Linked DNA regions of Homo sapiens: all the other regions are linked to region 3. A link is a loop called in an ENCODE intact Hi-C map of the cell type or tissue named here. Cell type or tissue: Calu3. All regions are shown on one strand.

What was found. A loop is a pair of places that touch in the nucleus more often than their neighbours do. Peaks named below come from ENCODE experiments on the same cell type or tissue, not always from the same donor. Only the 100,000 strongest peaks of a DNase experiment are listed, where the experiment ranks them.
Region 1: it touches region 3 in a loop (6-fold over the local background); 16 of 110 quality-filtered maps call a loop at or near these places.
Region 2: a loop joins it to region 3, with 28 times the contacts of the local background. A loop is called at or near these places in 52 of 110 quality-filtered maps.

What each region holds. Positions count from the first base shown.
Region 1 is chr4:121,306,698-121,309,197 of GRCh38, reverse strand. No RefSeq gene overlaps it. Among named protein-coding and RNA genes, the nearest start is that of QRFPR, 73 kb to the left of the region's middle. RefSeq lists an enhancer at 1,266-1,355. In Calu3, a CTCF peak has its summit at 1,232 (motif pointing right); a DNase peak (open chromatin) is centred at 1,227.
Region 2 is chr4:121,251,162-121,253,661 of GRCh38, reverse strand. No RefSeq gene overlaps it. Among named protein-coding and RNA genes, the nearest start is that of TNIP3, 88 kb to the right of the region's middle. In Calu3, CTCF peaks have their summits at 864 and 1,184; a DNase peak (open chromatin) is centred at 1,251.
Region 3 is chr4:120,155,039-120,157,538 of GRCh38, reverse strand. All of the region lies in intron 3 of MAD2L1-DT (MAD2L1 divergent transcript), which reads right to left. Among named protein-coding and RNA genes, the nearest start is that of MAD2L1-DT, 89 kb to the right of the region's middle. In Calu3, no CTCF peak of the experiment used is centred here; a DNase peak (open chromatin) is centred at 1,238.

The DNA.
Region 1 (2,500 bases), 1.2 Mb before region 3:
GAAGCACGCATCCTAGGTCCCTAGCATGCACAGTTCACAATAGAGTTCGTGCTCCTATGAGAATCTAATGCTGCAGCAGACAGCAGATCTGGCAGGAGGTAGAGCTCAGGCGATAATGCTCGCTTGCCCACTGCTTACCTCCTGCTGTGCAGCTCGGTTCCTAACAGGCCACAGACAGGTACTGGTCCCCAGCCCGGGGGTTGGGGACCCTTGCTGTACACTACCAGCTACGCTTGCTAAACCAACTGCCTCTGAAATGAAAGGAGAGTTTAGTGAATTACAGAAAGAACTTTTAGGCTGAAAGCATGTGAGGCCAGTACTGAAGTCTGGCTCTCTACCACTAAGACAGCCAGACTGGAAGCTAAAGACAACATTTCCCAGATGCCTTAAGAGATCTGGTCCACCACAAGGACCTAGCACTGGCTTGAGATCTAGGAGGCACACTCATCACACCTATGTTCTAATACAGGTTAGCTGTCACTTTTTTAATCTTTTAAGAACATAAATGAAACTTACAGAGGAGGAGGCCCATCTTCTGCTGCTTGTGCTGCCTCTGAAGGAAAGTGGGCCCAAGGAGGCATTTGGTTTTCTGTGGCAGCTGTAGCAGAGGCCCCCTTGACTCATGCCTCAATTCCATTAGTAATCTATTTCATTAATATGTCATCATATAGAGTCAGGGTTAGGTTGAAGGCAACAAAATATCCTCTAGTCAGTTCATGTAAAAAGAGGTTAATTAGCAGTTTTGGGGTGACTCATCAGATTTTTAAAAGGGCTGGAGAAGTAGGCTCCGGGCTGAATTTGCAGGAATTACCCTCATGAGATGTAACTGCCCTGATAAGAAGCCACTTCCTCTGCCACAATCTGGAAGATAAGGCATCAAGGAGCTACCACCATAATTGCTGGCCTTAGGACCCTATATAGCTTACCATGACCCATGTGCTACATAAATTGTGATTTGTTAATTCCAAATTTGTTATCCTCTCTAGTTTATTGTTATATCTCTTCTTTTTCACATTTTCAAACAAACTCTTGGAAGTGAAAAATACCAAGCTGCTCTTTAAATGTAAAGATGACATTATTATTCTACCAAATGCATTTGGAAAATAGACTGTAAAGGGCTATACTTCAAAAAATATATGTATTATTCCACTCCCTTCTCCCAAATTTGACCTCCACCTAACCAGGTGTCCTTTTTCCTAACATTGCTCTGTAGATGGCGCTATTGCTGCACAGTGGCAAGTTGGTAGCAAAAGAAACTGACCTTTAAGAGGACTCAGAGAACAGGTTAATTTTAAAGACATCTGGAACTCTGGCACATGGTTGGGTCAGAGCTAAGTATTTTCAAGTTTGGTTTGTTGTTAGATGTTGGTGAGTTGCCTCTAACGTCTGGAAAGCAAAGATTAAAAGATGCTTGGAATTTGCAAGCCACAAGGTTGGTTTGGCCCCAAGACAAAAGGTACAGAGCTTTAAAGTTTAGTGGATGTTCCTGACAGCCCGGTTTATATCTCGTTTTGCTCCTTTTGGGGTTCACCTGGGCTTGTGTAAAAACGTGACAACCTGTTCAAGAGCCTGTCTTAGCCTGTGGGAAGGTGGACTAGAGGAGCTGCCTGAAAGATGAAGTCATGAGAATAAGGGAGGTGTTTTTCATTTCATGCAGACTCATGGTTTTACTTCCTCTTGCCCAGATACCCTCTCTTACCTTGGTAATAAAACTTTGTTTGTGTCTCTTTCTGACTTTTGTTTTGTGCAATAAATCATTTTTCTAAAACTATTCTTTTGGAAGACAAATTAAAGTGAATATGAATGTGAGGAATAATGCACAAATAAAGATAAATTCTGAGACTCATTAACTTACTCAGAAAACAGACAATGTAACTGAAGAAGAAGATCATTGGCTGTTTTCCATTTCTTTCCATCCATGTCTTTTTGAGATCCTCCAGCAAATTTGAAAAATATGTGGAGGAATAATAAAAATGCCTAGAAAACCTCATCAATTCAGAAATTAATTTGACTCACCTATCTGTGAACACAGGCAATTGCATTAACAGCATACTCCTACTGATAAACAGCCCTGCCAATAGACATGCTTGATAGAGATTCACCCAACCACAACTCTGTGGGCCAATTCTATTTAGGAAATGTCATAGCACTATGATCTGCTATGAGATTCAAAGCATATAGTTTTTATAGGAAGAGGACATTTTCAGTACCTAGAGGGTTTTTGTTTTGTACCTTTAAAAAATAGCCTGAAAGAGCGGTTTCTGTATCTTAAAGACTTCCTGAGCCCCATCCACAGAGATGATGATGCAGTTAGGTCTGTGGCAATACTTGAGATGCTATATTCCTAATTGCTCTATAAACTTCTCCAAGAACTGGATAAGTTTTGGAAGCCTGGTTCGTAGAGAAGGAATAAGATGCCAAAAACCGGAAAGAACCTGAGAGTGGCTACACTCTCAAGACTTGTGATACAATTTTTTAAATTGCTACATAATATTTTACC
Region 2 (2,500 bases), 1.1 Mb before region 3:
GGCATCTACTCGCAAACCAAGAAGAAGGCCCTCACCAGGAACCGAGTTACTTGCATCTTCATCTTGAACTTCCTGGTCTCCAGAAGAGTGAGAAATAAGTTTCTGTTCTTGACATCACCTATTTCATGTTATTTTTGTTACAGCAACTCAAGTTGACTAAGATACACTTGTATGAAACTCTTTTATCACAGGCTCTAGACTTGGATAAAAACTATGATAACATGGTGAATGATTTTCTCTCTGTGACTTTTCTAACGAGGTAGATCTATACGTGTATATGTTGATATATGGAAATATCTTTCCAAAAGATGTTATTTTGTGCAAAAAGTAAGTTGCAGAACTGTTCTATTGTATGCATAAAACCAAAACATTATAAAGGAAACTTAATAGTGGTAATTTCAGGGGGGAAGGAGATGAGGAAAGACTTTCTAATTTTCATTTTATTATTCTCAGCACTACTTGAATTTTTGAAATATATTTATGTATTCCTTTAAACATAATTTGATTTTTTGGGGTGGTGAGATTGTGGGTCACTTTAAATTTCTCTATAATTATCTATACACAAAAGTATCATAGTGTTTTTAAAAATAACAATTTTAACAGTCAAAGAGACCCTATTTTGTCAGGAACTATTAAAGATGTTCAAGAAATGGTTTAGTTAAAACAGTACATGAGGCCCCTATGTTTAATCTTTCCAGGTAGTGAGCTTCTGTGTTAACCCAATTATTTCACACAACAGAAGCAGGGAGACATTCCAAACTGCAAGAATCCATGCCCAAAGACAGCACACTTCTGTCAATCAGTCATTGTGCTGGCTGGGAGTCGATTCTCTTAACATTACGTTAAACCCGGGAGCACATGGAAGAATTACCTGGAACCATGCTCCAGAATTTTGCTCTTGTCCTCTGTTACTTTTCATGTGTTTCAAATTAACATAAACCCCTCAACAATACAGCACCAAGATAATGTGAATCCTGATAAAAAGCAATTGGCAATTGGTTGCTACTATTTTCTCAAGGGAGGTCAGGTAAAAGATCTTATCTTGGAAATGTCAGGCAACATTGTGTGATGAAGCAGGTGATAACGTGAAGGGTGGCTCCCTGCATCCTCAGTATTTTCCTAGCCTAATATCCCACAGTTACAGCCAGAGAAATGGGGATCAAATAACCAGAGCTGGGGTTTCATTGAGCCTGTCCTGGAAATCTCCTGACCACTGAGATAGTTAAGCTGTTGTGGACTACTGCCACCAGGTGGCAGCAAACTGAGTTGGGACTGGGATGGATTTAGATTATGCTTCCAGATCTCTCTTGTCAATTGGATACACAGATCCAACAAGCAACTCATTAACCTCGAATAATGCAACCCTGCATTTTACCCTTGGCTTTTTAAAACCCCACTTATGTAGTTATGGCAAGATTTTACTATCGTAAGATGTCTCTTACAGCCCAGATGATCTCTCAATAATACTAATTTATATCAAAACCAGAAAAGAACCTATAGTAATCTATTAAAGAATTTGAGTTTTCAACTTTATTTGACTGCAATTGTAAGGCATGGAGGAGACAGACCAAGATGCTAACAATGCTTTTTGAAATCATTTTTTTATAACAAGAAAAAAGGTGAAGGCATGTAGCCTTCCCAAATTATAGGAACATTTCTTGGTAAGAAAGTTTGTGGCCTAGAATTTTAATTGCAAATCCAAGTGTCCTTGCCAAGTTTTCCATGTTGTCGGTGAGGAACAGAGACGACTGTGGCTAAGACATTGCATCCTTTGGGTGCTGTGGGCCATGACCACTGTGCAGTGGACACTAGCAAGGTTCAGTATTACAGTCAGTATTGAAGTCTGTGAATATCTGGAATGCTAATATCAGTCAGTAGATTGGTGGATACCTAATATAGTGCATCACTTTCTGCTCATCCCAATATGAATTTAGTGTCCCCCACACTTCCAGCTTATTTTTGTGTTTAGCAGAGACATGAAAGCATGCAATGAGATCGAAATCTTGTTAACACGATAAAAGTTCAAAATGTGACGTAAATATAGAAAAAAAGTGGAAAGTTTTTTTGTATAAACTGTCTCTCTTGTCCTATAAGTTTTGTCCCCTTAAAAAGTTGTTGGTCCACTATACTCCTCTGAATGCCCCTCTGAGAGAAGTTATGTTTACTCAGGACTGATACATATTGTTGGATTTTCATTTTTGCCTTTTTATGGTGAATACATAGTGTGTGGATATAAGATTTAGCATACAGTAGATATTTTTTGAGTAAGGGTAAATGTGGCTACAAATATCCTTGCCTGCAACAGAAAGATCAGTAGGTATAAATTTAAATTCTATGCAAACCCACTTCCTTATACTCATTTACCCTTAGCTCCTTTTTATCACATTAGACTGAGGTAAATATTAATAAAATGTGCATATATTAACAAGTTTTCTCAGTTATTTTCCTCTGTTGTAAAAGGTTTTGAACCATAGAGACAGCAATTCTTCTTTTTCTCTGC
Region 3 (2,500 bases):
TCTATTCCTTTCTTTGAACATCATAATTAAATTACAGAATTAAAAAATCAACAAATTAAAGCCTTATGTTTTTACATATTAATCCTTATTAATCCTTAATAATCTTTAATAATTATTTCACCAAAAGCATGATTGAATGATAAAATCTCTCTATATAAATAGCTTCTCAGAGTATTTCTTAAATTTCTTAAGTAGAGGTGCTGTATTAAAGATCCAGTTAAGGCAAATAAATGTTGTTTCTATGCTTCCCCCAAATCTTTACTTTGATCTTATTGAATAAAGTGAGAATAGTTATTACGTTAATACTATCAAACTACTCTGAGGAAGAAACAGGATATTATAAAATTCTGTTTCTTTTAAATGAGTTGTTAATTTCAATCAGCTAATAATATTTATTAGGTTTGAAAAAATAGATTAAAAGAAAGGGTGAACATATCAAATTTAAAAGTTACAAATAGTTAAAAACTAATATAGCCTAATTGCATATAATAAGAAATGAAGTAAAGATTTTTACTAATAAAAAAATGACATTTTAAGATATTATGAGTAAACATTTGTTCATTTCATATTTTAAAAGAAAAGGAAAACTGTTGATTACTTGATTGGGAAAAGGAAAATAACAATATTCAAGAAGGAGGATGTTATTATGAATCAAGGCTTTCAATGCCAAAAAGTCTTTCTGAACAACAATAATTTTCTCAAGTTAAGTTTTAGAAGTATTGCTTTATTCTTGCTTTTCTTCTATAATTTTCAACAGTATCTCACGCATGTCTCTTTCATAATTGTATACAATTGGTAGGGTACTAAAATATAACAAAGACAAGAGACAGCTTAGAAAAAGGAGAAATTGAATACTTTTTATTGCTTTTTGTGATTATTTTTCATAAATTTTGCAGAGAAGATATAGCCAAAAAGCATCTTGGAGCATGTCCTGACCTTGGAGGAACTTTTTCTTCTGGAATATTTCCCGTTTGTGTTTGTTTTCTCCCCCTATGTAGTCTTTTACTTTTCTAGAATAATTGCGATGAATTACAAACATAAAATTCAGAGAATTTTTTAAAAGATAAATACTTATTCAACAATTTCATGTTTCATTTAACTATACAGATCTGAATATTTGTGTGATATTCTCTTGGATTTTCATGACATCTGCTTAGTTTTAAGGTATGCGTTACCTTACATTTTCTTCAAACTGGAGTTTTATTTGAGGCACTAGTGCCATCTGCTGGACACAGATAAAATTAAAGACTTGTGAACGCAGTTTCACATGTGAAAAGTCCAACCAAGCATAGCCCTTGTTCCTTAAAACTTAACCTTTATGAAACACTTGCTATTCTTTTCAATGTACTCAGAAACATAGGTTCAGACTTGTTTCCGTTGGTCATCCCAGGAAACTTAATGAAAAGTCTTTTAGGACTATTTGCCATCACAAATACAGTTTAAAACTACATTCAACATTCAACAAAATTTGCACTGAGCATTCTGGGTACACAAAAATGAAGACGATTCAGAAGCCAACTTCAAGATGCTTGTAATCCCATAGGTTGATAGGTTGAAAAAAGTAATTACAATTGTGAAATTAAAATGCTACAATCTACCTCATTCAAACAACATGTGAAAATTGCTGTAAAGATATACTTATTCCTAAAATAACAAATATAATAGCTCTGGGAGAGATTTCAGACGACTGCCTACTTTTGCAATTGAGAAAAATGAGACTAAAGTGTTCATGTCTTATTCAAATCATATTGTTAGTTAGTGTCAAAGTTGAAACCAGAAGCTAGATCAACTAATGCTCTTTTCATGGTTTCCCTTTCTGCCCAATCATTTCTTATCAATTATTTAACATATAACAAAGTGAAGGTAAAATATTCAATTTTAATAAAAGCTTAAACATTTGATATGTCATAAAGATCATATTGAAAGCATAAAAAAGCAAAAGAAAGACCATTTCAAAATCTTCTCACATTTTTAATTTATACGCTTGTTTTGTTGCTCATTGGTTTAATATGTGTCTTTTGCCACAAGATTTTAAGATTGCACAACAGAGCTTAGCAGAAGGCTTGGCATTTCACAACAGGTACATGATGAATGAACGAATGAATGAATGAATGAATTCTAGACTCATTTATATTTTCTTAACCTAGTGAGAAAGGAAGGACTAAATTAAGCATGACAGATTGCTGAAAAAAAAGGAAAATCGATGCAAATGAATGGAATGAATAACACTTTGTAGGTTAATAAAAATGTTTAGAGCTGCTTGCTCTTACTTCTTTCAGGTACATATTGAAATCCCTGTGGATAACTTAGCTATATCTGAATTATTTGATAACTAAATATCAAAGGATTAACACTGTCTAAATGTTGACTTGATCAACATAAAAGATATTCCCTACTTTTCTATCTTTAAGACAAATAAATATTAATTTGGATAAGACACTGAATTCTAGGGATAGAGAGAGGAGCCCCAGATAGAAAAAAATGTATTGACCCTGCCATA